Linked DNA regions of Homo sapiens: region 2 is linked to region 1. Evidence: read pairs that join two places in POLR2A ChIA-PET (ENCODE). Cell type or tissue: GM12878. All regions are shown on one strand. Links, peaks and the distances in the headings refer to the core of each region. The heading gives the core; the rest is flanking DNA.

Region 1 (15,344 bases), core at 4,351-9,350:
ACAGGTCATGACCAGAGAGGACAGGAACAGGGAAGCCTTCCAAACCCAGCAGGGAGGACAGTCCGCACCCTCCAGCCTCGCCTTGAAGGACCTGGTGCCTGCAAAGCCATCACAGCTGATCGAGTAAATCTGCTCTGCTGTGTTTGAATACCTTTAATTGCTGTAACCACAATTTTACCTTGAGAGAAGGCAGAATGGGGGATGGGGAACTGCAGAAAGCTAGCAGGAGGGGAGGGCCGAGCAGGTTCCGGGGTCTCCAGGCTGTCTGCAGGCACTGCCTCCCCGGGCCGCAGGACTGTTCTGTGAGCTGGGGATGACTCCTTTCTCCCTTTACTCAATCACGGGAGCACTGAGGCACTGGAGATGAAACCACTTCCCAAAGGTGCTTGAAGGCGGAGCCAGTGCTTTGTACCTGGATTTACTTTCTATGGTTACAACAATTCCACGAAGAGGGTGGGGAGCGGGTAAGCTAGTGAGGGAATCTAGCTGCCACAGATGTTAAGTTCCGCACAAAAGGACTTAGTGTGTTTCCTACGCAAGCACAAGATTATGAAAATATTTCCAGCCTTATTCAAATTTCCTCAATATGCTTTCAAGGGAAATGGTTTTACTTAGATAATTCTTCAAAGACTTTATGCAATAAAACTGTATACCTCATACCTTTTTGTAAAAATGGTTAAAATATCCAAAGCCCAGAATGAGTATCCAATTCCTGGAGGTGGAAATGGTCCTAAACATTATCTGATGACTTTTTAAACTGTCTACTGACTTTTAAGGAAACTGTAGTTCAACGAAGTGTATGACTTATTCCAGGTCACGAATTGAGTGGCCAAGTCACAACCGGAACTCAGAACCTCTGACTCACGGGCCACATTCTGCCACACACACTGCAACTGGAATTAAAGTCAGGATTTCTGATCACAGCAGGGGAAAAGGGGTTTTCTCTTGGTTTGTAGACAGTTCTGCAGAGCGTGCATAGCTGGGTGTCGACTAGGACCCCTGTACTAACACCCCAGCCCTGTGCACCCGGCAGCCCTCCGAGGAAGTTGGCCCAGGGTCTGCCTGCTTCTCCCTCATCGCTGTTGAGGCTTGCTTCATGATTCTGAAACTCTGTTACTGGGCTTATATACATTGTTGGTTGTTATGTCTGTTATGTCTTCCTGGTAAACACACCGTTTCATGATTATGAACATCCCTCATTGTCTCTGGTAACGCTCCGTCTTCAGGGATCTTATCTGATATTCACAAAGCCCCTCCAGCCTTCTTCCCACTGCTGTTTGCGTGGTTTGCCTTTTCCATCTTTTCTTTCAGCTTCTCTGCGTAGCACTGCGTCTTGCATTTTTATCCACTCTGAGTATCTCTGCCTTCTCTTTGGAAAGTGGAATCCAGTGCATATAATGTGATCTTCCTTATGGCTCAGGGTCTTCCATTCGGAGATTTGCTTTCTGTTTGTCCCTCAGTTTCATTGTTGTTGTTGCTGTTTTCTTCCTTTTTTGCCTTCTTTTGAGTTGACTGATTTTTTTACAATCCCATTTTTATTTACCTATTGGCTTTCTATTTATCGGCTTTTTAAGCTATGTTTTGTAATTTTTCTTTTATCATGTCAAAACATATATGACATAAAACTTCCCAAATGGTGAAAACCGTGGATAAACTGTATAATTCAGTAGCACTGCATGCATTCACAATGTTGTGCAACCATCACCACCGTTTATTTCCAACACTTTTGTACCACCCCATCATAATCTATATCTTCTTTTGCACTTTTGTTTCAGTGGTTGCTTTAGTGATGGCAATGTACATCCTTAGCTTGCCCCAGCCTATTTAGTTAACACTGCTTCACTTCACATAAAGCCAAGAACTTTGCACCTAAAAAAGGTCCATCTACCACTGTCCCCCTTCCTAGTGGCCTATGTGTTACCTCCACATACATATAAGCCGCATGAAGTGTTATAGTTGTTATGTAAACAGCCATAGGGGTTCTAGATGAATTAAGCAGAGGCACGAGTATATAAGTCCGCACAGAGCCCTCCCCTGGGTTTGTGTTGCTGCCTCTCAGAGGGGCTTTCAGGCCCTACCCTTTGAGTCTTCCTAGCACTTTGCAGCTGAAGCCCTGGAAACCTCCGCCCAGGGTGCGGCTCTCACAGCACCCACGGCGAGCCCCACCCATGGCTCTCAGTCAAGAATGGTTGCAAAGGGCGGTCAGCTTCCCCATCACGCAGCATTTGGGAGGCTTGTCTCTGAACGTGATGTGGTTGATCCCAAGCTGGTTCTGAAGTTCATGTCCAGTAAGAGAAACATTTGAAACAGAGTATTATTTATAAAGCCAGGGAATGGTCTTACATTCTTGCAGTCAATACATTTTAATCTGAAGCCAGGGTGCACTAGCAAGGTACTACGGACCTCACTCTGATTCTAGAAGTTATTTCAGAAAATAAAAATCAGCAACTTGCCTGCACACAGAAAGATGAAATGACCAGAGACAGCAGATTCATAAGCAAGCCCTTAGGAAAGCCAGCCGCAGTGTCACAGATGGGCGAGGGCACACTTCTCACTAAAGTCCTTCATTCAACATCATTTAGTGATAAGGTAGTTATAACATGGATGAGAAAAAATAATTGATCCCCAGAGGGGCCACTGTCTGTGTGGAGCCTGCATGTCCTCCCCATGTGCTGTGGGTTTCCTCCAGGTACCCCGGGTTCCTCCCACATCCCAAAGCTGTGCACATGAGGCTCACTGGCACATCCCCATCTGAGTGAGTGTGAGTGTGACTGTGCCCTGCCATGGGATGCCGTCCTCTCCAGGACGGTTGCCCGCCTTGGTCCTGAGCTGCCTGGATGGGCTCAGCCCCCTGCCACCCTGAACTGGAATAAGCAGGTTGGAAAATGAAAGGATACAAATTTTGTCAAATAAAAATTCGTAAAGCATACGGTATTCACACAGAGATGCAGGACAATACCAGATGCAGTAGGAAAGGCCCAGCGGGCTGAGAATTGGCTCTTGTTTGTTTTGAAACCACATGATAGGGGGAGGCACTTCAGAGCTTTGGCTTGGCCAACATTATTTTTGATTTAACGCAGCCCCTCCACGACCTGGTCACTCATAGATTCACCAGAAATTGGGTAATGATCTTACTTTTTTTTTTTTTACTTTAAATGTATATTCTCCAATTTAAAACTTAATTAAAAAGTAAACTTTAATGTCGAAAATGCAAACTTGGGGAGGGCAGAAAGATCACACACAAGGCTGTCACTTCACACTTGGAGGGTTGCACAGCGGCTGGGCAGAGGCGCTCCTCGCATCCCAGACAATGCAGGGGCCGGGCAGAGGTGCTCCTCACTTCCCAGACAGGGCGATCTTACCTTCTTAAATGCACGTAGAGCTCACATGTATTTCAGTGTTTCGTATTAGAAGTGTGCTTCTTTGGTGATGTTTTTGTGGCCAGAACTATACCATAGGAATGTAACTCTTGTTTATATCAATTAGCCTCCGGAGAAATTGATGTTTGATATGTGTCGTTTCACCTAAAGTCACAGTTTCCAAGAACCTATGGACAACCCCAAGTGAGGTCTTGCTGTGTAGATGCGTGCACTGTGGAGTGAGTGTGGAGCTCCCAGCAGGGGACACTGGGCGCCCAGCAGGGCTGCCTGTGAGTCTGCATTACCTGAAACAAGAATTTGTATCTTTCCCAGAGACATGAGCTTTCTCCACTCTTATCTGCAGGGACGTGTGCAGGTCTGGGGAGAAGCCTGCGTTCACCTCAGGGTCTCCCCCACAGCGGGTGGCAGCCCTCCCCACCCCCAGCCCCATCTCTGGTGACGCCTGTCGAATTAATCACAGGAGCCACTTTCCTTTTCCTTGACACAGGTTCTCAGCACTGACTCAGTCTGATGGGGCTGTGAGACAAAGAATTTCCTCCACTTCTTACTCTGCTGCTCTAGTTTCCTCCACCCCACCCCAAGTTGCAGACTTTTATTTCATTATTTTATTTTATTTTCCGGTCTGGAGAAGCCTGTGACTCCATACCACCCATCCTAAGACACCGCATTCTCTCAGTAATCCTCTCTTTCTTGCACCTTCAAAACCTGTTTCTGCTGGTTCCTAAATTTCTGACTTTCGTTAACTTAAAGGAATTAGATGAAGGCTTCTTTTTTGAAGAGGCTTTTTGAAATCTCCCTCCCCTGTGTAAGAGGCCAGTTAATTATTTTAACTCAGCCTATTTGGGAAGGAAAAAAAATGTGTTCCTCTTTTTTTTCAAAAGTGCCTACTACAACATCATACTTACCAAAAACATGTAGTAATTGTTCAGCATTGTTGAGGATAACAAGCCTCTTTTGATAGCAGTTGGCTCCTCATTACATAAAAAAGACAAAGAGTGGTAAATTCAGCATCTTCAAGGAATATTTATCAAGTTCCATCGAAAGCAAAGCTCTCAAAGGTTAATGTATGCACGAATCACCAGACTACTGACATTCGGTTCCGGTGCCAGGGTCTGAGTGGGGCCCCAGGTTCTGCCTTCTCAGTGACCCCACAGGGTGTGGACCTTCTCTGGCCAGAGGGTCACACCCACAGGGAGAGAACCATTAGGAGTTGGGGTGTGTGGGTGCCATGTGACTTCTCTGCAGGAACAGATGACCTCTACTTCTAAGCAAGAGGAGACAGCCTCCAGTGTAACCTGTTTTACCTGCAGCCAGGTGTCAGCCTCCAATGCGACTCACTCAGCAGCAGTGCAATGATAAAAGGTCCACACGCTGGACCTCCATACCAGGACCACATTTGGAGCAGCCCACAGGTAGGCTTCTGACGTCTGGCACACTAAACCATGCCCCCGTCCACTTTGGAGAACCCAGAATTTTCCAAGTGTTTCTTATGCTTGGATCCTTAGTTGTAGACTCGGTGTGGAATGGGATGACATTTCATCACCTCATTTGTCATAGCCATCGCTGTGATCTCAACACACAATACTAGTGATAATAAAGTGTATCAACACAAAATTAGTTCAGCTTGCTTTTGTTACTCGCAGTTTTAAAGTAAGACAGTGCTATTAATAAACAGAATAGGTCACTTCATTGAGGCTAGATTTAGCTTGCTTTCACTGTGTATTAAATTTTGCTAAATAACAGTTGAATCTGGCTAATGAAGTTCTTCTTTCTTTTTTGCACTAAGTAAAATCTTTGAAATTGTTAACTTAGTAGTTTAATTAAGTATTGGAGTAATTTCCTCCTCAGATACGAGAGTGTTGGGTGTAAACATGTCTACACGTTAAGGGTTAAGAAAAGAGACCAGGCTCACCCTTCCCCACGCACTGGGGCATTGTTGTTCTCTGGCCAGGGGGTCACACCCAAAGGGAGAGAACCATTAGGAGTTGGGGTGTGTGGGTGCCATGTGACTTCTCTGCAGGAACAGATGACCTCTACTTCTAAGCAAGAGGAGACAGCCTCCAGTGTAACCTGTTTTACCTGCAGCCAGGTGTCAGCCTCCAATGCGACCCATTCAGCAGCAGAGCAATGATAAAACTTCACATAATAAACCTTAACCAAACTTACTGCTGTTAACCTACCTGCCATTCTTTGCTTCTGGATCGCAATGGCCTGGGGTGAGGAGGGGTTGTCATTTTGTTCTGATTTGCCGAATTCTCTCAGCTCTGTCGTACACACAGTTCCTTAGTTATATACATATAGAATGTTCTAGTAAGAGTAACACACTAAGGAAAAAAACTGCTATTGAATACTTAAAAGTACAGTTTAAGGGTTTCTTGTTAAAGCACAGCTTAAGATGTTTTAGGCGAGCTCTGATTAAAAAGGGAAACAGGAAATCATTATGAATGGAAAGCAGAACAAGAGCCATTTGTCCCACAAGCAATGGATGAGGGGACTGGTGACGCCGAGCTGATGACTGATGGCACCCCGTGCCCACCGGAGGAAGTAGAAGAGCCTGTCCAGAGGCAGCACCCCCAGGGCATCTGATGCCAGCGGCAGAAGCCAGGCTGGAGGATCACACATGAGAAAGAATTTCACCACACTTGGTTGACTGTGCAACCAGGTTATTTTATCAGAAGACAGTGCTGGAATTGATCCTAAGGAAAAAGAATAAAAGATGTGTACACACTTAGCACACATATTTGTTGCAGCTTTGTTTACGATACTGAAAAGTATGAAATGGTCTATTAATGCCCAACAATATTAGATAGGTAACTAATCTGTCACACACACACACACACACCCTTATGTAGCCAGTAAAAATGTTGTTGAGAAGGTTTTTTTTTTTGTTTTTTTTTTTGAGACAGAGTCTTGCTCTGTCACCCAGGCTGGAGTGCAGTGGCACAATCTCAGCTCACTGCAAGCTCCGCCTCCCAGGTTCAGGCGATTCTCCTGCCTCAGAATCCTGAGTAGCTGGGATTACAGGCACCCACCACCACGCCTGGCTAATTTTTGTATTTTTAGTAGAGACGGGGTTTCACCATGTTGGCCAGGCGGGTCTTGAACTCCTGACCTCAAGTGATCCACCCGCCTTGGCCTCCCAAAGTGCTGGGATTACAGGTGTGAGACACAGTGCCCAGCTGAGAAGGTATTTCTTGTCACAGAATAATATTTGCCCTGAATTCTTGGGGAAGGGATAGGCTAAGGAACAGGATACAAAATAATCTGTATAGTATATGGTTCTACATATCAAAACTGGTACATAAATTTACATGTATAATTATGTCACAAAAGAACCTGGTAGTGTATATGCCACAATGCTAACTATGACCAGCCCTGAGTTTGGGGAGTATAGGTGAGTTCTATTTTCTTGTTTTTACTTCTCTGTGTTTTCTGGCTTTTCTGCATGAATTACTTATGTCACTAAAAACAAACAAGCTTTTTAAGGCAACCTTCCAGGGCATTTCCCACTTCTAACATATCTCAATTCTTTATTCACGCTTATGCAATGAAATTCCCATAGTATTTTTCACACTCTTAATAAACACATTCTCTAAATTAGGTGCACTCAACCCTAATCATATGCAGTCTCTAGAGTGTGGCTGAAACTCCTTGCTGTGGGCAAACCGTATGTCTTGCCTTGTAAATTAAAGAATGTGGTTTTCAAACAGTTGCTGGGGTTAGTGGTGCCTGGCTGTCACCCTGGTGTCTCCTAATCCCACTCTCAGTAATCCTACTGTACCTATTGGTGCAAGTACAGGAAAAACAAAACAAAAAACCCCATCCCATCAAAACCAAATCATGTTTTTATTGTCTTGGGCTTTTCTTTTCTTTTTTCCTTTTTTTTTTTTTGAGACAGAGTCTCACTCTGTCGCCCAGGCTGGAGTGCCGTGGCATGATCTTGGCTCACTACAACCTCCGTCTCCTGGGTTCAAGCGATTCTCCTGCCTCAGCCTCCCGAGTAGCTGGGATTACAGACGTGCACCATCATGCCCAGCTAATGTTTGTATTTTTAGTAGAGATGGGGTTTCACCATGTTGGCCAGGCTGGTCTCAAATGTCTGACCTCAAGTGATCCACCTGCCTCAGCCTCCCAAAGTGCTGGGATTACAGGCATGAGCCACCTCGCCTGGATGGGCTTTTCTAATATTATTAAATGGCCCAGTGCCTCCGTGTCCAAGCTCCCAGGGAGCCCTGCCCTGGTGTAAGGCAACGGCCCCCCAGCGATCTTGGGTTAAGTGGGAGGAAGCCTGCATGTCCGCAGCAGCCTCCACGTCCTTAGCCCCAGAGATGGCTTTCAGAGGCTTCCGTGTCATCCCTGGGAACCTGGACTGAGGACAGCCAGGCTTGCAGAGGGGTCAGTTCTTCCTGAAAGCAGCTTGCTGAGAGTGGGACAAGAAGTAGTGATAAGTCCTCCAGGTCCCAGCAGGAACCAGAAGTCCCCTGGACCCTCTAAGGAAAGACGCATTAATGAAAAGACTACTTGGAGAGGTGTGGCCAGGGTGAAGGAACAAACAAGGGCTGGTGAGGCAACCAAACACAGGAGACAGAGGAAGTCATTCCCTTCCCCAGGGCTGCAGACCAAGGAAGGAGCCAAGCGGACCCACCTTCCCATCCTCAGGGCTGCAGACTAAGTGGGAAGCTGGGAGGGTCCACCTTGGGAGCAGCTATTGTCCAGGGATGGGGGCACAGCCACTGCTGCAGACAGAGGGCTGGGCAAGGAGGGAGCAGGACGGGCATCCAACCTCCCTCTCTCACCCTCTCAACCTGCTGTCACCACCTGCAGAGGTAGTGGGCCAGCAGGCAGCCTGGGGAGCCAGGCAGGACCCAGAAGGGCAGAGAATGGATCAGGAGACTGAGAGCAAAGGGAGAGAGACCAGCACAGGGGATGAGACCTCTGGGGGACTCACCCTGGGAGAACTCAATCAAGGGACACATTGTTGGATCACCAGGTGACCCAGAAGAGATGAAGGAGATGAGAACAGAGAGAATTCTTGCAATGAAGCTCAGCTCTAGCAAACACTAACCTCCGGAGTGCAGACAGCATGACAGCACACAGATGGAGGCCTGAGAGGGCAGGGAAGAGAGGCCAGAGAATATGCAGAGAAGAAGCTCAAGAAGGACAAAGAAGCCTAATGAAGGACCTGCTGCCTTGTGGATGCCGCTGGAGCTTCCAGCAGCTGAGAGCACAGAGCATTGCACCCAAAGACGATGCCCCTGCCCTCACCCCTCTGCTGTTCTGTCTCCTCTTCATCGCTTTCGCACTCCAACCCCAGGGACTTATGGAACATAGGTCCCGGCAGGACCTAATGTCAAGGAAGAACCAGGCCGATGTCATTTCTGCCTCCTTCCGTATTTTTTTTACTGTGGTAAGTCATATATAACATAAAACTTACCCTTTAATCATGTTCAAGTGCACAGTTCTGTGGCATTACGCACACTCGCATCGTTGTGCCATCGCCACCATCCATCTCCAGACCCTTTTCATCTTCTGAAAGGAAACTCTGTCCCCACCAAACACTCATGCCCCATCCCTCCCCCAGACTCCGGCACCCCCCACTCTCCTGTCCGCCTCTGTGATCTGACGACTCTGGGGACCTCATATGAGTGGAGGAGTCTTTGTCCTTTTGCGACTGGCTGATTTCACTCACCATAACATCCTCCAGTTTCCTCCATCTCCTTCCTGTTTACAGCTGAGTGATATTCTATGGTACGGAAAGGCCCCATCTTGCTCACTCGCCCATTCACCCATCAGTGGACTTTGGGTTATCTCCACCCTTGGCTCTTGTGAATGTTGCTGTGAGGGGCACGGGGGTACCCGTATCTCTTCAAGGCCCTGCACTCAGTTTCTGTGTGCAAACACCCAGAAGTAGACTTGCTGGCTCACATGGTAGTTCTTTTCTTTCTTTTATTTCTTTTCAGAAACCCCCTGTGATGGTTGATACTGAGTGTCAACTGGATTGGATTGAGGGATACAAAGTATTGATCCTGGGTGTGTCTCTGAGGGTGTTGCCAAAGGAGATGAACATTTGAGTCAGTGTGCTGGGAAAGGCAGATCCACCCTCAATCCGGATGGGCTCCATCTAATCAGCTGCCACGGCGGCTAGAATATAAAGCAGGCAGAAAAATGTGAAAACAGACACTGGCTTAGCCTCCCAGACTACATCTTTCTCCCGTGCTGGATGCTTCCTGCTCTTGAACATCAGACTCCAAGTTCTTCTGTTTTGGAACTGGGACTGGCTCTCCTTGCTCCTCAGCCTGCAGACGGCCTATTGTGGGACCCTGTGATTGTGTGAGTTAATACTTAATAAACTCCCCTTCATATATATGTATCTATTCCATTAGTTCTGTCCCTCTGGAGAACCCTGACTAATACACCGCCGTGCTGTTTTCTGGAGCAGCTGCATCATTTCACATTCTCACCAACAGCACACAAGGGTTCCAATCTCTCTACGCCCTCATCAGTGCGTGTTCTTTTCTGGTTTTTGTTTTTACAATACCCATCCTAAAGGGTGTGAAGTGACGACCCACTGTGGTTTTGATTCGCATTTCCCTGCTGACTGGTGAAGCTAAGTGCCTTTCCATGTGCTTGTGGGCCACCTGCACTGTCTTCTTTGCTCTTTCCATGTTTTGTCCATGTTATTGTTGAAATCTGCTGTGGCCCGGGCCCCCAAACACCCGGCTGCCTTCCTACTAGTGCCTGTTCCATGTCACCGTAGGTCTATGGTACACCCATTCCTCTTCCCCATCCTCTGGCTGTCCCCCTGCCCTGCCTACCCCTCCCCAGGGCCCATGGTGGAGCTTGATGGCAGCCTCATCCTCCAGACCCCAGCTGGAGCCTCTGCACCGCCTGTGCTGCTCTAAGGAATCACAGGCGCCTTCCCACCGTCTCCATCCCAGGCCGTCTTTATCCCTCTTCATCCCATCCCGTAGGGTCCTGTCCCCTGTCCCTCCACCACACACAAGCCTGGCTGCAAAACAGGATGTGGCTTTTCCACATTTCCTCTTTCTTGCTAATCTTGAACAGGGGCACGAATAAAGATTTTTCTGCCAATAACTACAGAGAAACTAACAAAAGATTTTAAAAACAACAGGCAAGGGGAAGTCACGAACACCGCACAGTCCTGCAAGCTTCTTAGAGTCCTTGTCGTCACGAACACCGCACAGTCCTGCAAGCTTCTTAGAGTCCTTGTCGTCACGAACACCGCACGGTCCTGCAAGCTTCTTAGAGTCCTTGTCGTCACGAACACCGCACGGTCCCGCAAGCTCCTTAGAGTCCTTGTCGCCAGCCCAGGGCCCTTGGCTCACTTCTGAGGAGGTGAATGGAAGCCACGGTCTTCCCGCCTTTAGTTCTGCGAACAGGGTCCACTGACCCCACCCGTCTCCTGGGAGCTGCCAGGTGGAAGATGATCACCTGTTTCTTCCTCGAAAGCCCTGGGCCTGAAGAGCTATGCAGTGGGGACGGTGAGTTCTGCTCTCTCAGAGATGCTCCAGGTCGTGCGACTCAGCACAATGGTCATAGCCTCCCACCAGTGGGCACCTTTGTCTTGGGGTCTGTGGTAAGAGAAGCCACATGAGACCACCATATTCCACCTCTGAGCTCTCCAGCAAGGCCTCCTCCCATCCCACCAATGCAGGCCTCTGCCACACTGTGTCCTCCCTGCCCAGGGTCAGCAGTGGCCCTGGTCTCGGGCCATCCTGATCTCCAGTCTGTGGCTGGTCATCTTCCAGCACAAATACCAAGCGTGCGCTGCTCCTGAGTTCCAAAGACTTCCCATTGTCCCCAGCAGCACACCCCAGGGGCGCACAAAATGTTTCCAGGAAAATATTCAGCTTTGCTACTACTCAGCAGACGGGGGGACCGTGGCACCCCCGGCCTCAGCCAGACCGTCCGCTGCACACCTGCATGGCACTGACTGAACATGACGTGTCCGATCAACACGGGGCCATGCCTCCGAGAACGCGACTGCAGCTCTCCCTGCACCTCTGTCCCATCTTCAGCTACAGAACCGGAGCTCCATACGCGGGCCTGGGGGTCATCTGAATGTAAACTTCACTTTAGAGTCACCATACTCTCATAATCTACACTGTTTTAATAAAATCTTAGTAATTCTCTGTAAGGAGATGACGAGTGACCATGGAAATATTTCATCTCGTGCAGGGTCTCATTGTTTATCTCATGGCAAAATATACTTTTTTAATGGTTGGATGTAAACATGAACTCAAACACGTTTTATTTATTAAGATACAACCTGAACCACAAAAACAAGGAGATCAAAGATGAAGTGGCTTAGACAGAAGTTTCAGTCTCTCTCCCCAGACTGTCTGGAGGTGAGTGGATGGCGCTTCATGAGGTTGCTGGGGACCCCTGTCTGCTGGGTCTCTTGCTCTGTTGTCCTGTTACGACACGCGGTGCATGGCATGGCACATGGTCGGCATGGTAGATGCTGGGTTGCTGCCACACCCACACTCCCTGCTGGAGGAAAAAACAGAGATCAAGAGGGAGTCCAGGGAAGCGCCTTCATCTTCAGAGAGTGACTGGGAGTTGCAAACAACCCACCTGCCCACTGCCCACTGGCCCAAATTTAGGCTCATGGCCACACCAACCGCTGAGAAGTTCAGTCTAGCTGGTGCCCAGTCTTTAGCTGGTTCGGCTAAAATTCAAGAGGCTCTGTAATTAAATATCTATTTATAATATATCATGTAGTGCATATAAGATATGAGGACAGCTATATATATATATATATGTAGTAAATACATTGATATATGTATTGGGGAGAACAAGGTAAACATCAGCCAACTGAAACAGATGATCAAAAAAGACTTAGCCACACCAGCTCCCGGGACAAAGGCTAAGCTGCTTAGCCTGTCCCCAGGCTTCAGCCCAGCTGACTTCTCCACTCTGTCTCCCACGTGCTCAGAATCCCCCGAGGGCCTCACGCCTCTGCGCAAGTTGTTCCTCTGCTGGAATGGCTTTGCTCCTTCTCTGGGTGACAAATTCATCTTTCGAGACTGAGCTCAAATGTCACATCTCCTGAGAGGCATTTTCTAATTGTCCCTCTTCTGTGTTTCCATAGCACCGCCTGTCTATGAATTTCTATGATAAAAATCACCAAAATGCATCGAAATGATGTTTTCATGTCTGTGGTAGGCAGAATATCAGTCCGCTCCCAAAAGTCCACAGTCTAATCCCTGGAATTCGTGAATGTGTGATGTTACATGGTGAGGGGACTTTGCAAACTCGATTAAAGATCCTGGGATGAGGAGATTCTGCTGGTGTCTAAGCCCATGCGGGGAGCTCTAACAAAGTACCAGCGACTGGGCTTATAAACAGCAGATATTCATTTCTCACAGTGCCGGAGGCTGGAAGTCCAAGCTCAGGGCACTGGGAGACAGTGTCTGGCGAGGGCCACTTTCTAGTTCAGAGATGGCGCCTTCTCCTGCATCCTCACATGGTGAAGGGGCCAGGGAGCTCTCTGGGGCTCTCTCTTCAGGGCCCCGACCCCATTCACAATGGCTCCACCCTCATGACCTCAGCACCTCCCAAAGGCCCCACCTCCTGGCACCATTGCCTTGGGGTGCGGCTTTCAACGTATGAATTTGGGAGGACACAGACACTCAGCTCATACTACCTGGGTTATTCAGGCAAGTCCCACCTAACTCCAGGCCCTTCGAAGTGAGCAGGAGGCCAGAGTGATACCACGACAGGGCCATGAGCAGGGAAGGCAGGCAGCCTCTGGGTGCTGGGAAGGGCGAGGGAACAGACCCCCTGGAGTCTCCAGAAGGAACCCAGCCTGCCAGCGCCTTGATCTTACTGCAGCGAAACCCAGTTCAGGCACCCAACCCCCAGAGCTCTGAGATGACACATGCGTGCTGTGCAGGGCCACCGTGTTTGTGGTCATTTGTCACAGCAGTGCCGGGAGCCTCCTCCTAGGTCCTTCTCCCCCATTAGTTTGTGAGCAGCTCCAGGACCATGCAGCAAGAGCCCTTGTGTATCTCTAGCACAGTGCCTGGGGCACAGCAGGAACTCCAGGGGTGAGAGCAATGGGGGTGCGGGGAGCCCAGCTATGGACTCAGGGAGGCTGGATCTGAACCCCTGCTCTGCCCCTCAGCATTGTCACAGCTTTGAGCACATTGCTTGCTTCAGGACTCCATTTCTTCACGTTCTTCACCAGATAGAGAGAACACTCATCTTTCAGGTGCCGTGAAATTGAGTAACACAGATTATATGGTGTGTCTATATTTTGGGTGGTAGCCACCGACCGTGGGGCCAAGGCCTGACATGACCACACAGGTGGCAAGCCCCTGGCCCCTCCGCCCCTCACTCCTTCCTGCTCCATGCTCCACATCCCTCCCAGTCCCGGAGGACAGAAGGCTGAAAGCAAGGTGTTTCCAGGCCCTGCTCCCTGTGAGAGCCCTACGGGACAATCCTTCCTTACTCCTTCCGGCCTCTGGTGGCTCCCAGCAAACCATGGCGCATGTCCGCCTCCGTCCTCACACGGCTTCTCCTGCATGTCTGTCTCTGGGTCTCACCTCCTCTTCTTAGGAGGAAACAGTCATGTTGGATTTGGGCCCACCCTACTCCAGTGGGAACTCATCTTAACTCATTACATCTCCAAAGACTCGATTTCCAAATAAGGTCACATTCTGAGGTTCCCAGAAGGACATGAATTTGGGGGCACACCATCCCACCCAGTGCACCCCCTCTGCCACTGCTATCTGCTGCCTTCACTCCCCAGGGACTCAGACACCTGACACACAGTCTGTCTCCATATCCCAAACCTGTCATTGTGCTGAGGACTTCGTCCCACTCAAGCATGACTCATCCAAGGCCTCGCCTCTGGGTTCCCTGACCTCCTTGGCCCTGGTGACTCACTCCACACCACTCCAGCCACCCAATCCCAGGCTCATCGTGGGGACTGCCACCCTCTGCAGTGGCTCTCCCCTGACGCCATGTGCCCACACAGCCTCCTCCTGCCCAGGCTCTCGCCTTCAGATCACCCATCCAGTAATGAATCTGTGGGAGCTTGGGTTGCATTAATCAATGAATATTGCTACCCTTGTAGGGCCAATACCCAGTGTTCACATAGGGCAAGCCTCTACACACTGACCCTTCCCTCTGTGGGGCCCTCTTCCTCCCGGCATACTCCTTTCACCTCCATTTCACCTGACCCAGGTTCCATGACGCCACCAGCCGCCTGCCGCTAACCTGCCCTCCACTGCTCCATTGCCCCTCCTTGGCACCACCAGGAAAAAACCAATTCTAGAGGCCCCTCGAATGCTCTGCCATTGCTACCCAGCCTGGAGTGTCGTAGAGAAGAACTCCCACGCCACCCTGCAGATTGGGCCCTGTGAAGTCGCCATCACAAACCTCCACCAGGCACTCCACACCAAAGGGTTTACACTCCCAGTTTCCAATCGCTCCTGTCTCCCTCTTAACTCAGGAGCTCTCCTCCTTCTTCAGAAATGACAGAAACTTCCTGAGGGGAAGGCGACCCCACCACACCGCCCCCATCTCTCCCACCTACTTCCTCAGTAGAGGGTGTGCCTGCCCAGGAATCCCCACTAGGATTGGTCCTAGACACCAATCTCCTCCTCTAATCTTCTCCTCAGGGACCTCACTCTCCACTGCCTGCTCTCACTCCCTCTTCTTCAGTCTTTCTTTATTTTATTATTATTATTTTTGAGACAGAGTCTCACTCTTGTCACCCACGCTGGAGGGCAATGGAGCAATCTCGGCTCACTGCAACCTCCACCTCCTGGGTTCAAGCGATTCTCCTGCCTCAGCCTCCCGAGTAGCTGGGATTACAGGCATGTGCCACCACGCCTGGCTAATTTTTGTATTTTTAATACAGACGGGGTTTCACCATGTTGGTCAGGCTGGTCTCGAACTCCTGACTTCGTGATCCACCTGCCTCAGCTTCCC
Region 2 (15,344 bases), core at 3,380-8,379, 87 kb before region 1:
GTAGGAAAAAAAAAAAAGCGAGCCAGTCATTGAGACTTTTTAAATTGATTACATGTGGAAATGCTAATGTTCCAGCGGGACTGGATTAAACAGGACATTATTAACATGCATTCCACCTGTTTCTGGTTACTTTTTAAATTTGGCTAAATGGGCATTTTACATTACAGGTGTGTGGGGGTGGGGGCTGACCTGTGGCCTCGGCTTCTGGCCCTGGGCCTTCCCTTCCTCCCACTTGCCACGGGGGCCGGGTCCGGGAGCAGAGCTCTGCAGTTAGGGCTGCTGAGAGGCGCAGGTGCAGAGGACGGGTGGGTGCCCAGGCCCAGGGCACAGGGTCAGGGGTCGGAAACCTGCCAGTCTTTAAAACTACATTTCACAGAGGATCCATCCCGGCCGTCTATACATAGGGTGGGTCCTCCGTCAATCCATCCAGCACCCACTGAGTTCACCCCATCTATCCTATGTATAAGAAAATCGCGGACCGATCACGGGGGCTCATGTCTGTAATCCCAGCACTTTGGGAGGCTAAGGCAGGTGGATCACCTGAGGTCTGAAGTTCCAGACCAGCCTGGACAACATGGTGATACCCCGTCTGTACTAAAAACACCAAACTTAGCCCTGCGTGATGGTGCATGCCTGTAATCCCAGCTATTCAGGAGGCTGAGGCAGGAAAATCACTTGAACCCAGGAGACAGAGGTTGCAGTGAGCAGAGATCACGCCACCGCACTCCAGCCTGGGTGACAGAGCGAGACTCCATCTCAGAAAAAAAAAAAAGTGAAAAAGAAAAAAAAGAAAATCACCCAGTGCTTGGCAGTCACCATACAGCCAAGACCCACCCATCATTCAAGTCCACCCCAGGCTGGCTTCATTATTTTTGGGGAGGACTGGACCTTCATTTGACTTGCTATTTACCATTGATTAGGGCCTAGACTTTGTGAAGTTACATGTTAATTTGTAGATATTTTGTCAGTAGAGATGCAAATGATTTCAGTCTGGTGGAGAATGAAATCACTGAAACTACTGGCCCCCAAGGCCGTGGTTTTAGTTTGCGGTAGGATATTGATCACTTTGGCCTCTAACTTAGCAGACTTCCTTTACAGGGGCTGTGTTGGCTGATGAAACAAAACTCTGTCAGCCACTCTTTGAACCAGTTGTACAATTTTGCCCTTTCCCAGTCTGGGCTAAGCAAATCTCTGATGTGTTCATTCCAGATTTGTATGAGAGTCTTATATTTAACTGTTAAGTTTATAAGGTTTACTCAAGTAGTTAACTGAATCAGGAGAGAAATTTGAGATGAGGTTGAGGTTAACCCCTGGGGAAATGATGTCCACAGCATCACAGGGAATGGTTACCCTAAGCCGGGGCATGCACGTGGGGAGGGAGGAAAACTGGAAAGACTCTTTCATCCAGAAAGATGAAGGCTGAGAGGGGAGGCAGGTGGCATTTGTGATTCCATAGACAGCGTCAAAGAGAGGAACCTAAGCTTGTTGCCAAACCTGAGAAGTAGAAACCTCTTTCAGGTGAAAAGAGGCTGTGTGAGAGGAGAAAGGAAGGGAGTCTCTGCTTCAATGGTGTCAGAAGTGGAGGAATCTTTGACAGATGCTGGAGTCAGTCTGTGTCCCGTGTCTTTGAGGAACTAGCCCCGTGAGACACAGCCCCTGACCTCAGGGAGCAAGCAATCTAGCGGTGTCCACAAAAGCAACACCTGAAGATTAAATAATACAAAATACATTTCAGGAAATACGTAGAACATTTCAAGCCACTGGTGCAGACAGTGGGAGCTCAGAAATCAGAGGAGGAGGTGCCAGTGGGACTGGGGTCTGTTATGTTGTACAGCAAAACGCAATGAAGTTAAGGACCTCGAGAGGAGTTGCTGATCCTGGGCTATCCAATGGAGTCCTAGGTACAGTCACATGTGTCCCCATAAGATGGGCAGAGGGAAATCAGAAGCACCACAGAGGACAGACAAGGGTCTTGAAGACAGAGGCAGAGACTGGGGGATGCAGCCACAAACCAAGGAATCTCAGCAGCCACCAGGAGACAAAGATAGATTCTCTCCAGGGCCTCTGGAGGGAGTGGGACCTGCTGGCACCTTGATTCCAGACCTCGGGACTGCAGAGCAGCAAGAGGAGACATTTCTGTTATTCTCAGCCACCTGGTTTGTGGTGATTTGTTACAGCCACCCCAGGACGCGAATACCTTCCCTCACATGCCTAAGCTGAGACGGTTGGAACCACAGGGCAACTGGACACACACCCCGACTCTCTGCGCTGCACTTGGGCTGCCTCCCAGCATGGCAGTCCCAATGGTCAGACTTCACAAAGGTGCTAGCCTCCAAGAGGACAGTTCCCAGGATGGGGAAGCAAGAGCCCCAGGCATTTGAAGAGGAAGTTACCCAGCCTCATCCCTCCCACCCCTGAGCAAGCTTCAGGGCCAGCCCGGCACTAGCGGAGGGGAAGGAGCCCATTCTCCCCATGAGAAGACTACAAAGCACCCACCCAGATGGGGTATGTGGGGCTGCTCCTCTGAGCACTGACCCCCGGCTTCCAACCGCAGACCATCCTCAGAGCTCAGCGGGTCCCTTCTCCACATCCTCAACCCTACAGCCTAGAGTTTTCAGTGCCCAGGACCCTTTCAGAACAGGAATGTGTGGAACAAGCTCTAAATCTAGAGTGTAACTTAACACATACATAAAATTGCTTTCTTTCAGGTTTATTTTTAAGAAGCAAATGTTATTAATTTCCGGAGAAGGAAATGAAAGAAGATGCTGCAATGATAGTGTCTGCAGAACAGCTTCAAAATCACACAAAGAGACAGACTCATGAAGGTGATATTGCAAAACCAGCATGGCATGGGGGCAGACACTGTGCTGTGGAGGGGACAGTGTGGAAGCCACATTCCCTGTTTCCTTCTATCCTCCTCCCACTCTCTTGAGTTGAATCACCCTCTAGTGGGGCCTGGGCCTGCTTGTTCACCCAACGTCTGATGCACAGTTCATTGTTACTCCTTCTTTTAACTGCATCATCCTTTACTTATAAAGAATTTGGAGAGGCAAATAAGGTCGTATTAAAACCAGTTGGAGCATGATATATAATGCATGGTATAGCCAACAAGCAACAGTGAATCCTTTGAACACACTTTCTCCAGTGTGCATCTGGTAAGGAGGCTAAGTTCTTAGTGGGATAGCGCTATTATTAATCAGAAAGTTTGAAGGTGCTTTTTGAGAATTAACCCCAGAGCTACAGAGTTATGCATCATTATCAGTATACCAGCCTATACTTTGTTCAGTGCTTTACAATTTAATAAGTGCCTGATTTCTTTCTCAGCACTATGTGAGGAAGGTGTTACCATTGGTTAAGGATGCAACAGCCAAGGTTGAAGGAGACTAACTGCTTCGCCGTCTGCTTATTCTCAGCTGTAAACAGCTTGCAGGAGGACAATCTGCATTGTTCGCAGAGAAGCAAATATGACCCAGAGGTCAGAGTCGCAAGAGCCCAGCAATTTGTCTTTGCTCCTTAATCCACTCTGTGCCATCCAGGGAGAGATAGTAACACTGATTTCTGAATAGTGCTTTGTGTGTTACACAGTGGCTTCATATCCAGCGCCTCCCCCACCTCCTCCGCCCTCACTAGGGGTGGATTGCCCCTGAGCAGGGTCTGAGGGGCAATGGATCGGGGTGCTGCAGGGGCTGAAAGCTGCAACTTTGCAGGATGTTTGTGTAGTCATGACAGCCTCGCGGAAAGCCTTGGGAGCATGGGGCGTCCTAATCATCCTGACAACTCCGGGTGGAGGGTACACCGCCGTGCTCCATGCCATCGGGACAGAGCTGGGATATGCAGGCCATGGCGAACAAGCACACAGCACAAACCTGTGCCGCACTGTCCAGGTCAGTGCTTCTCATCCAGAGAGGCTTCATCCCCCTGGACAAGCTTGGCCATGTCTGGGGACAGTTTGGATTGTCCCAGCTGGGGAGGGGTGTGGAGGGTGCTGCTGGCATCAGTGAATGAACGGAGACCGGGGATGTTACTAAACATCCTACAAGGCACAGGGCAGCCCCTGCCACAGAGAATCACCAGGCCCAAAGTGTCAATGAGGCAGAGGTTGAGGAAGCCTGGCATAGGGGTTTTACCTGTTATGAACATGTTAATCCACCGGCTGATGTGAAACAGATGCCAGGATCAGTCCCCACTTTGCAATTGAAAACAGAAAAAGCAGGGGTCTCAGTCCTTGTATGAAACAAGGTAGTTTTTCAGCCAAACAAAAAACATTAAATGAAATAAAGTCAAGGTACTTTGAATCATTTTGCCTCATAATTTATAAAAAAAATTAGCAGTAATGAATATCAACAGACTAAGTATTGTAAAAGAGGCTTTCAAAAAGCAGAAATTACAGAGAAGACAAAGAAAATAGGCAAAAACACATGGCTTATAGGAGATTTTGTTCATTTCTTTTGCTTTGTGTTACCCTCTTCCCATGGTCCTGCCTTCCTTGGGTTATTTGAATATATTTTTTATTCCATTTTAAATAATCCATTGTCCTTTCTGGCTATATCTTTTTGTATCAGTTTATTAGTAGTTTCTCTAGGGATTACAATACATATATTTAACATTTTATAGTCCACTTAGAGTTCATATCTTACCATTTCAAGTATATTATAGAAGGCTTATGACTCTATTGGTTCATTTATCCTCCTCTCCTTATGTTATAATTGTCATATGTACCACATCTCAGTAATAATTATACCCAGAAAATGTTACAATATTTGCTTTCAACAGTCATATACATTTTAAATAATTTAAAAAGAGAAAAAGAATTCATTATATTTACCAGATATTTATCATTTCTGTTGCTCTAATGCCATTCCTGAAGTTCCAAGTGTTCCTCCAGATCATCTTCCTTTTTCCTGAAGAACTTGGCTAAGCATTTCTTTTATAGGTCTGTTAGTGACAAATTCTCTTACTTTCTCTTAATCTGAGTATGTCCTTATTTCACTGTCATTTCTAAGATATTTTTGCTGGATATAGAATTCTGGGTTGACAATTATTTTCTTTCAGTAATTTATAGATGTTGTTCCACCATCTTCCTGCTTCCTATTTTCTGATGAGAAATTTGCAGTTATCCAAAGTACTCTTCTCTGATACATAGTATACTGTTTTTATCTGGTTGCTTTTAATTGTCTTTCCTTTACCTTTGATTTTCATTTACAATGCATTTTTTTTAAGTTTATCTTGTTTAGAGTTTGTTAACCTTCTTGAACCTATATATATATACGTTTTTCATCAAGTCTGGGAAGTTTACAACCATTATTTCTTCAATATTTTTCTGCACCAGTGTCCTCCTCCTCTTCTTCTGAGACTCCAATAATAAGAGTATTAGACTTTTTGATATTGTCTCACAGGTGCTTGAGGCTCTGTTTTTGTTTCATTTTTTTTTCTCTCAATCTTCAGGCTGTGTAATTCCTATTGATTAATCTTCAAGTTCACTGACAATTTCCAGGATATCTCCCACAATTTTTGGCATTCAGGGCTCTCCTTTCCTGGTTCTTCTGGACAGAAAGATAGTGTTATCTCCAAGATTTAGCTTCCCGCACTGCCATGCAGCTCTGCGTGACTAGGACTACCTTAGGAATAAATTGGTAAAAGAAAAGACAAAAAAATTAACAGGGATTATCCCCCCATTTTTAAAACAGCTGGAGCTCTTTTTCCAGTTTTCTTCTGTCCAGAAAATCAGGTTTTTCTTAGCTTTTTAATTCTTTGTGCTATTGTATAGTTCCACATGACTGGGGCCATCTTTGGAGCCAAGTGGCAACAGTAAAGAGGAAGAAATAAACAGGGATTCACCCCACTCCATTTCCAGTTCCTCTGGTTGGAGAGTTGGGTCTTTCATCAAAGTTTCAGGGCTTCCAGCACCAGGACCAGCAGCATAGTGGTGCAGCTCCACAGCTGGAGCTGGCCTTGGGTCAGGGTCAAGAGAGGAAAGAAAAAGAATAGTGAAAATTTCTCCCACACTCCCTGGCACGCAGGGGTCCCTTTTCCTGGTCCTTTGGCTGGAAAGAGAGGTTTTATCCCAGATTTTTGTCTTCTGGGCCCACTGCACAGTTCTGAGATTCAACCCACCCTCAGGTCAGAGCTAAGAGACAAAGAAAGAGGAACAAGGCAAAACTCACCCCCATTTGGGGTCATTATCAAGTTTTGACATCAGTTGCCCATCCTTTTGTCGTTACTTACTTTTTAGAGGGCTCAGGGAGTTGTTCTTTATGTTCCTCCCAGAGTTTTCAGCGTTCCCAGTGGGACGGTAGACGGAAGTGCACGTATTCCACCTTGGCTGGTACCAGTGGTCACTTATAGAAAATGCAAATTCTCTCAGCCCAGGTTGGAGCAAATGTACAAAAGAAAGTAATGATATAAAAGACCAAAATGACATGATCAATTTAGTATACCTGAGGGATATCTACTAAACTTTAAATCCTAAAAATATAGACTATATTGTCTTTCCAAGTGACCATGGGACACTTCCAAAATTAACTAATAAACCACACAAATAACTTCAATTAGTTCTAAAGAGGAGAGATAATGCAGAAAACATTTTCTAATCACAATGCAATGAAACTAGAAATTGATAAGAAAGTCACAAAACCAAAAAGGCCTTGACCTAGAAATCGTATGATTCCTTATTAACCAACTTTTGAGTCAGAGGGAAATACAAAGTGAATTATAGAATTTCAGGGAAACAACAATAGTGAAAACATTAAATGTTAGAGTTGAGAATATAAATACAGTAGTTGATAGACTTAAATATCCATATCAGGTATAGATATTTAACAACACTGCACTCCTTACTTCCTGTCCTAGGTCTGACTTCCACGGTCTTGCTGGACACAGACCCTTTGTGGACATTTGACAATGTCTGGAGACATTGGAGTGACATCTTGTTATTGCATACTTAATAGACTACAGTATAGTATAAACATAAATTTATATGCACTGGGAAACCAAAAATTTTATGTGACTCACTGTATTGCCGTATTCACTTTATTGAGGTGGTCTAGAACCCAACCCACAATATCTCCAAGGCCAGCCTGTATGTGATCTCATTTACTCTTTATAAAGACATCTGGCGACGAAAAATCTCAGAACTCTTTCACAGATAAGAAAACTTAGGCTAAGACAGATGTAGGGAGAAGAGTGAAAATCCCCAAACCACCTTCCCCATTTTTTCCTTCCCCAGGGCTCACCCCGAATCACTCAGTGCTGTGTCACGTGTCATCCGGACGTTTTTCCTTGAGTGACAGGCATGACTACGCAGGAAGGCAGAGGATCGCTGTGGGCCGGAGGCCTGACCCACCCTCAGAAATGGTGGCCAAGCCCCTCAGGGCCACTTCGTACAGCAACCCTGTCACCATGCTCACCGGAAACTGGTCTGATCAGTCCTCGTGACAGCAGAGCAGGAAGAGAGCTGGAGGTTCATCAGGAGTCACCCAACACGTCACAGACCGGGACATGGAAGCCAAGAGAGGTGTGGTTATCCTCATCACAGTTGACGATGATCCTCAGTGCTGGCCACCAGGATCAAACTAGCCACCATTGCCTGAGTTCTGCGTGCAGCTGGTCTGCAGCGCTGCCCCACATGGGACCCTCTCCTTGAGGGGCACATGACCTTGGGCAGAGCAGCTCTCTTGCGATGAGGCGATGAGGGCCTCAGCCCGAGGCGGATATGGGCCCCACACCCCAGTGTTCACCACAGCCACCAGGATGCTCACTTTAACCCGGCGGTCACTGAATTGAACAAGGCACAGGTGACCCCTCTTTGCGAGTGACCTCCAATCCAAGCATCCTGCAGCTGACCCAAGTCCTCACCCTGGAACTCTTCCATAAGTGTCGGATAACTCTTATTGCTGACTGGTTTTAGCTCAAGACCCTTTGAGTTTTAGGACCTTCCACAAAACACTTTGCAAATATAGCTCGTGAGCATTGAAAAACAGCCCCTTCCCCCACCAATCCCACGATAAGGGAGCCTGAGAGTCAGATCTCATCTCAACCAAGGCTGTGCTCTGAATCACCCAGGAAATTCCCCACTGACATTCACATGCAATAGATGGGGGTGGTGGAGGCGTCTGTGTGTGTTGTTTTTAAGCATCTCAAGTTGATTAATGTATAGCCAGGTTGGGAATTACTGCTCTAGTGGAAAACTTACTAGGCATAGAAGCAGAAAACGAGGATGTGTGGAAACCTGAGGGAGCAGGACAGCTTCCTTAGCCTAAGTGTCTTTATCCATCAAGCATAGTTGATAGAACAAAGCAGGTTCACAGACACACTCCAGGATGCTGGAGGCTGGGTACGGGCCCACCCCTTAAAGACAGCGCAGTGCCAACTTTTCCCAATTCACAGCAGGGGAAGTTAGTGGATAGAATTGCCCAATTTTAACTTTTGGTTCCTTTTCTCTCATAATCTTTTCTTGGCCTTGACATCTTCTAAAACTCCTCTTTCTAAGCCAATGACCAACAACACTGCCATTGTCCCAGTGAAGGCTGCCTTTCCCATGGCTGAGAAGCCAGGCGAGCCAGAGGCATGGGTTCTTTGCTCCCTGATCTCAGGGCTGGTGCAGGCTCTGCACGGCAAGGTGCTGACAAGGCCTGGCAAACAGGTGCTCAGTGCCTTTCCGGCTGGAATCTTATGCTTTGTCAGGTGAGTGCTCAGCAAAAAGTGAAGCAAATTGGGTCCCCGCCATTCTGTGCCAGTGATGTAGTTTTCAGACGTTGACCTTCCGGGTCTGTGCTGATGACCCCTCATGGTGATCATGAACTTCTCCCTAGACCTCCGTGTGAGGACCCTCTGGAAATCTCTCACCACACCTTTCAACTTTAGCCCATCACTGAAATGATCACATACTGCTTATGAAGACGTTGGGACTTGGAGATGCGTTGATGTGCACATAGCCCAACTTCAAATTCAGGCTATAGCATCCCTGGAGGTAAATATTGATTTGGCATTTCAGTTCTATCAATATTTACCTCTTAAGTCAATAAAGCTTGATGTTTATCTCAACTGACATTGATATCTGCTTAAAGTGTATTTCTCACTTCCTTCCCTTCTTCAAATAGCTGGAGAAGAGCTTGTGTTGGGCAGGTCAGAGGGAATGGCCGATGGACCCGCTGGTATGGAATGAGTCCTGAGACTCTCATTTCCTCTCTGGGCCTCAGTATCCCAGTGAAGCAGCTACGTCGTCTGGGGTAGATCCCCTGGGGCTTGTTGTCGCCTGCCAGGAAAATTTAGGACAGGGACACTAAAGAGGAGTATAGGAGTGGAGGTTTAATAGGGGGAAAAGAGAAAGAGAAACAGCTTCCTCTGTAGAGGAAGGGGTCTCCAAGCAGAAAGGACGCACTGGTGGTGAATGCACTGTGTTTTATAGTCCAGTTTGAGGAGGCAGTGTCTGATTTACGTAGGGCTCACAGATTGGTTCGATCAGGTATGAGGTTTACACAGTGCGTGGGGAAGGCTGCTCTTATTATGCAAATGGGTTTTCCAGTTGATAGGGGCCATCTTGTCTGCTCCTTACAGAACACGTGGCTGGCAGAGAAGTAAAGGTGGAGCTGCCATCTTGAAAATGTCTAGCTCTGACTGGGCTCGGTGGCTCACACCTGTAATCCCAGCACTTTGGGAGGCCGAGGTGGGCAGATCACCTGAGGTCAGGACTTCAAGACCAGCCTGGCCAACATGGTGAAACCCCATCTCTACTAAAAATATAAAATTTAGCAGGGCATGGTGGCAGATGCCTGCAATCCCAGCTACTCGGGAGGCTGAGGCAGGAGAATTGCTTGAACCCCGGAGGTGGAGGTTGCAGTAAGCCAAGATCGCACCACTGAACTCCAGCCTGGGCAACAGAGCAAGACTCCATCTCTAAATAAATGAATAAATAAATAAATAGATAGATAGATAAATGAAAATGTCTAGTCTTTAGTTCCTGCCAGCATTCACCCGTGCAAGCTCCCAGCTTGCAGGCTGCTCTTTGTTAGAAAATGATTTGGGGCTGCTTTTCGTTAAAAAGGAAAGCCTTATGGAGGACTCCCATACCCTTGCTATCTGCCTAAGTAATTCCTTCTTAACTCCTGGATCTCTAGGTTGTTTCGGAGACCACTTCGCTGCTGACATCTCATGGCTCCGCTGTTGCATATTCAGAAGGACAGAGCAGGCGGGCGGCCTCAGGTTTGCAAGTGGCAAAACCTGAAAAATAAAACACTGTTTTTTATTCTGATTGACTTTTTAAAAAGTGCTGATTTCAGCTGGTACTGCTTGGAAGCAAATTTCTGGGGAAAGTAAAGTCATAAAAACAATCAGACAGCCTTAAAACTGGGACCATGAAGATGGGGTCCCATCAAAGAATCCTGGCTCCTATGGTTGAGGCTCAGCGGAGGGAGCAGTAAGTTCCCTGCAACGTCTCCAAGCCTACAGCCCGAGGCCTCTCGGACCCGACACCCTGGCGGACAGCTGCAGAGGGGCAGCCCCACCACGCCTGCCTTGCTCAGAGGCACCCCGGGACCAGCATCAGCTAGCAGAGCTGGGAGGTCACTCAGGCCAAATGCTGGCAATTTCATGGAGAACCCACAGTGACAGAACTTCCACAGAGGACTGTCCTTGAGATGGTAAAATCAGTGAAATGGAGTCAGTAAAACCGAGCACACGAGGCCTGGTGCCTGGGAGTGGGAGGAGCCCAGGCAGCCTTCACCAGTGTGTTGGTTCATTCTAACGTGTCAACTCGACTGGGCCACAGGATGCCCAGATATTTGGTTAAACATTATTCTGGGTGTGTCTGGATGAGATTAGCATTTGAATCGGTGGATTGAGCAAAGCAGGTGGTCCTCCCTGTATGGCTGGGCCTCTTCCAAGCAGCTGGGGGCCTGAAAAGAACAAAAAGCACTGGTCAGGGAGAAGGCCCTCTCTGCCCGTTTTCAAGCCGGGCTGGCAGTCTTCTGCACTCAGACTGGAACTTACGCTAGTGGTTCGCCCAGGCCTCCAGCTTGCCAACTGCTGATTTTTGGACTTGTCAGCCTCCACCTCCATAGCAGCATGAAAAATTCCTCATCATCAATCTCTCTATGCATATATCCTATATATCCTTTTGGTTTTATTTCTCTGGGGACCCCTAGCACACCAGGCAAGGTGAGAGGCCCTTGAGGAGGACCGGCTGTGGCTCGCTGGTCTAAAGCTCTAAGCTCCTACTGCTGCTGACTCCAGCTCTGCAGAAGATACAGTGGTGACATCTCCTGGCTGCCAAAAAGACGGGTGAGTGTGAGCCTGGGGCTCTCAGATGGCTGCAAAGATCAGGGTATCCAGGGTGTTATGTAAGCAGGCAGCTTCCCCTGCAGTCTGTGCTCTAGGCTCAAAGCACAAGGGCCACAAAGAAGCCCAGCCCAGGATCCTGTCTGCCCGGTGAGCTGGGCAAGGTGAGCATGCCTGAGGAGTCATGGCCGAGCACGCAGCACTGAGCACAGATCCTGGAGGGAGAGGGATGACCCTCAGCCCCTGCCCTCCGGGACCTCATGGTACAGGTGAGGGAGGGTGGGTGCTCAGGTTGGAGTCAGTGCAGCTGAGGAAATCTGCATGTGCCCCTTGATGGCAGAGGGCCCCGGGATGCTTCCCCTCTCTCAGCCCCCACTGGAACGCAGCCGCACCTTCCCCAGAGGACGCCAGGTAGACTCAGTGGCCAGAGGTTAGGGGGATTCTGCACAGGCGGCTCAGGGTGTGCTGGCACATACCACCCTCGCCAGGGCCCAGGGCCCTTGAACGCCCCAGTGTTCAGTGCTGGCCTTGAACCAGGGATGGCCTTCGGGTGAGTGCTGTGGGGCTGAGTGAGCCTGAAGGAGGACCCTCGGGTGAGAAGAGGCTTCTGGGAGGAGCAGGAGAGAGAGGAGGGGATTTGGGAGAGAGGGGGAGGGGAAGGGACAGGGAGGGAAGACAGACAGCCCAGCTGAGTGGGGAGGAGACACAGGGTGGAAGGCTGGGGGTTGCCCTTGAGGTTTGGAGTCTGAGTCTGGATCAGGGTTCTGCTGCTGGTGGGTGACCCTGCTGCTGGCTCAGCCCCAATCGGGGGCCTGGCTGCCTCACTCAGATGAGGGGCCGGGCTTCCCTCTCCTGCTTTCCAGTGCTTGGACTGTGGCAGCCACCACACCCACAAGGGAGTTGGTGGTTGATTCCCAAGGGTCCTCATGGTGGAGTTCCCCCTCCCTGCTCTCCCTTGGCCCTGTGGGTGCATTTCCTGGCCTAGGGCTTTGTGGAGTGAACAGTGGCTCCTCCTGCTTTTGTGGGCCCCTAGCCAGTGAGGTGAGGCCAGACCTCCTGAGGGGAGGGTCCCATGTCCCCAGAGTCAGGGGTCGGGGTCAGGGGTTGAGGTCAGTGGGTCAGGTGGGTACATTGCAGTCAGCATGTACTCAGGACTGCCTGTGACCCAGAAAAGGCTTTCTCAGGCCTATTCCCACCCGCACCAGCCTGGAGAGAGCTCTGTCAGGCTGAGGTGGAATTTTCCGGAGCCCCGGGGGCTGTGCAGGTGCGGGAGGGAGAGTCTGTCAGGCTGAGGTGGAATTTTCCAGAGCCCTGGGAGGAGGATTCCCAGCATCAGGTGAGCGGTGACTTCTGACGCACTGTGGAAGCTACAGGCAGGGCTGAGTCGGCGGCAAGGAGCAGGACCTCCTGTTAGAAAGTCCCAGAAAGAAACAAACCCTCGGGGACCACCCAGAAGGCCAGGATCATCCGAGGGGCCGCCCCGTGGGGTCTCCATGGCTGCACGTGCATCCTGAGGCCCAAGTCCTCCTCACAGTGGCTTCACTGGGTGCTGGGACTCTGCAGGGACCGAGCTGTTGGTGCTCCAGCATTCAGGGAGCTCCTGCCTTGGGGTGGACAGACAGCAGGTAAAGAAGCCTCATGCAGGGCAGCAGGGGATACCCTGGGAAGGAAAGTGAGGCAGGAAACAGACACTGGGCCAGTGGCTCCTGGTGAAGGGATGGGCACTCGGGGATCTCGGGGAGGGTCCAGGTGAGGACAGCAAGGGCAGAGGAGCCTGTGGGAGGGGTAAGCACGAGGGAGGCCGAGGCCCTGAGATGTGAGGCCCGCATCCTGCTGCAGGCGCTCTGCCTCCAGCAAGAGGTGGCTCTGGGGGACAGCTCTCCATGGGGGACAGCTCTCCATGGGCTTGGACACCCGTGCTCCCAGACAACAGCTTCTGCCGTGCTCCCAGATGAGAGCCAGAGCCCTGCCTATCGGGAGGCCACACTCATGCCCAAGACTTCTAGGCCTCAGCAGTGCTCCCAAGGGTGTGGCACCAGGTGAAGCAGGGCAGGTGTGTGGACCAGGTGTGCTGGGGGGGCAGAGGGAGGGCAGCACCCCGTGGGCCAGCTACCTCTTGTGTGGGCACACAGCACCTGTGCACTCAAGGTCACCCATGTGCACGCCGCCTCTCCACTCCTGGCAGCAGCCACCCTCGCACCATGTGGCTCTGTGTCCTGGCTCCACAGGGCTCCCTGCTGCTGCCAGGAGCAATTCCTGGAGTCCAGCATGTGGAGGTAGCAGGGCCTCTGCTGGCTTTGGGACTGGACCAGCAGCACTGCAGGTGCCCTGGCTCTCCCACCTGGGCACACCTGAGGCCTCTCGCCCTTATCTCCCAGGGCCCTAGCGGTTCCCCTCCACCATCCCATCCCAAAGCCTCACCTTTCCAGTGTAGCCCCAGGCCCCAGAGCAGGTGTATCCACTTTATTGTACACACAGCATTTGACTCAGAGCCCAAGACATGTATCTGATAGGAATAGGGCTGCTCTGGATGAGGGAGGGGGTGCCCAGCCCCCCAGCCTGGCTCCCCAGCACGCCCACTGCCCTGGCTCTGCGGAGCACCTTCCAGACCATATCAGAAGCCCTCAGGGAGGCCCCTGGACCCTGACATCCCCGAGACCCCCTGAGGGACCCACTTTGCTAGCTGCATGTCTGTGTCACACGGAACTGTCTCCATGCTCTGCAAGCAGGTGGAATGCAGGAGCAGGCAGGAAAACCCAGCTCTTCCAAGTCAGACACTGGAGAGCTCTGCAGACACGAAGACAATGCCATGCCTCCCCCTAAATGCTTTTTGTTTTGGAAAATATAGCTGTTCGTCATAAGGTATTTACGTTGACGTATGACAGGTTTATGATTGTTTTAATGAATTAATAGGTATTTTAAATGCTCTTAGTTTCGATTTCTAGTGTTTCTCATTGGTGATTTCTAACGTGGCATCGTGGCTGCATTCAACCCCCATAAACGCATGCTCCGTGGTGGCCTCCATAGCTCTTCAGACCCAATGTGTGAGTCCCGGGCTCCAGATCGTGTCTCAGCCCCTCCCTGCTCCCTCAGCCAATAGCCTGTGTCCGTGTGGCCCCTCCCCCGAGCTTCCCAGTGACGGAGGAAGGCAGACGCCGCGTGCTTTCCAGGCGCTGTCCTAAGCCCTTTGCAGATATGGAGCCACTTGACCCTCCTATAACGCGTGCAGTGGGTCCTATTACCCCCCCATTTACGGACCAAGGGCAGGGAGGTGGAGACACTGGCTGGAGGCCGCGCAGCAGGGAAGTGGCAGTCAGGAGGCAGCCCAGGCCCTCCCATCCGACTTCAGAGGCCAGACGCACGCCTTCTAGACGCTGACTCACAAGCCAAGTCACTCCTTCCTGACACTCACGCCACCATGTCCTCCCCAAAGTGCATTTGCATTTTAACAGCCATCTTCCGTGAGCTGACTCTGTGGTTTTCAGTCAGTGGTTTCCAGTCGGCTATTTGTCATAAGGTATTTACGCTGACGTATAACAGGATTATGAGTGTTTTAATGAATTAATAGGTATTTTAAATGCTATTTAAATGTACTACCTCAAAAGGCTGAGAAATGTGGGGCCTCTGTGTGGATGTGTCAGTGTGTGTGTCTCTGTGTGTGTCAGCGTGTGTGTCTGTATCAGTGTGTGTGTCTGTGTGAGAGTGCGAGAGTGTGTGTCCGTGAGAGTGTGTCAGTGTACGTGAGTCTGTGTGTCGTGAGTGTGTCTGTGTGTGCCCGCGTGTCAGTGTGTCTGTGTGTGTCAGTGTGTGTGAGTGGTCGAGAGTGTGTCCGTATGTGAATGTGTCAGTGTTTGTGTGTGTGTGTCAGTGTGACAGAGTGTGTGTGTTTGTGCCTGTGTGTCAGTGTGTCTGTGTGTGTCATTGTGTGTTTCTGTGTGTGAGAAAGTGTGTGTCCGTGTGTGTTAGTGTCTGTGTGTGTGTGTGTGAGTGTGTGTGTGCACGCATACACACGCATATAACTCTGCTGTGGCTTCTATAACAAAGTACCGTGGACCGAGCAGCTTGAACAA

Evidence for each region. ChIA-PET counts read pairs that join two places held together with the same protein. Peaks named below come from ENCODE experiments on the same cell type or tissue, not always from the same donor. Only the 100,000 strongest peaks of a DNase experiment are listed, where the experiment ranks them.
Region 2: POLR2A ChIA-PET joins it to region 1 with 5 read pairs; 25 of 35 experiments call an interaction of 5 or more read pairs at or near these places.

The regions. Positions count from the first base shown.
Region 1 is chr7:155,276,974-155,292,317 of GRCh38, forward strand. INSIG1-DT (INSIG1 divergent transcript) reads right to left here. Exons shown (of 2, transcript NR_183448.1): 2 at 11,623-11,891. Among named protein-coding and RNA genes, the nearest start is that of INSIG1, 13 kb to the right of the region's middle. RefSeq lists a cis regulatory region at 13,982-14,581. In GM12878, for the core only: no CTCF peak of the experiment used is centred there; a DNase peak (open chromatin) is centred at 7,008; H3K4me3 peaks cover 288 bases.
Region 2 is chr7:155,191,037-155,206,380 of GRCh38, forward strand. It overlaps LOC124901782 (a long non-coding RNA gene), which reads right to left and starts at 7,419. Exons shown (of 2, transcript XR_007060602.1): 1 at 6,226-7,419; 2 at 4,549-5,951. LOC124901783 (a long non-coding RNA gene) reads left to right here and starts at 14,668. Exons shown (of 2, transcript XR_007060603.1): 1 at 14,668-14,791. RefSeq lists enhancers at 6,898-8,097, 14,230-14,409, 14,420-14,469, 14,500-14,569, 14,600-14,849. In GM12878, for the core only: no CTCF peak of the experiment used is centred there; a DNase peak (open chromatin) is centred at 8,054; H3K27ac peaks cover 1,052 bases.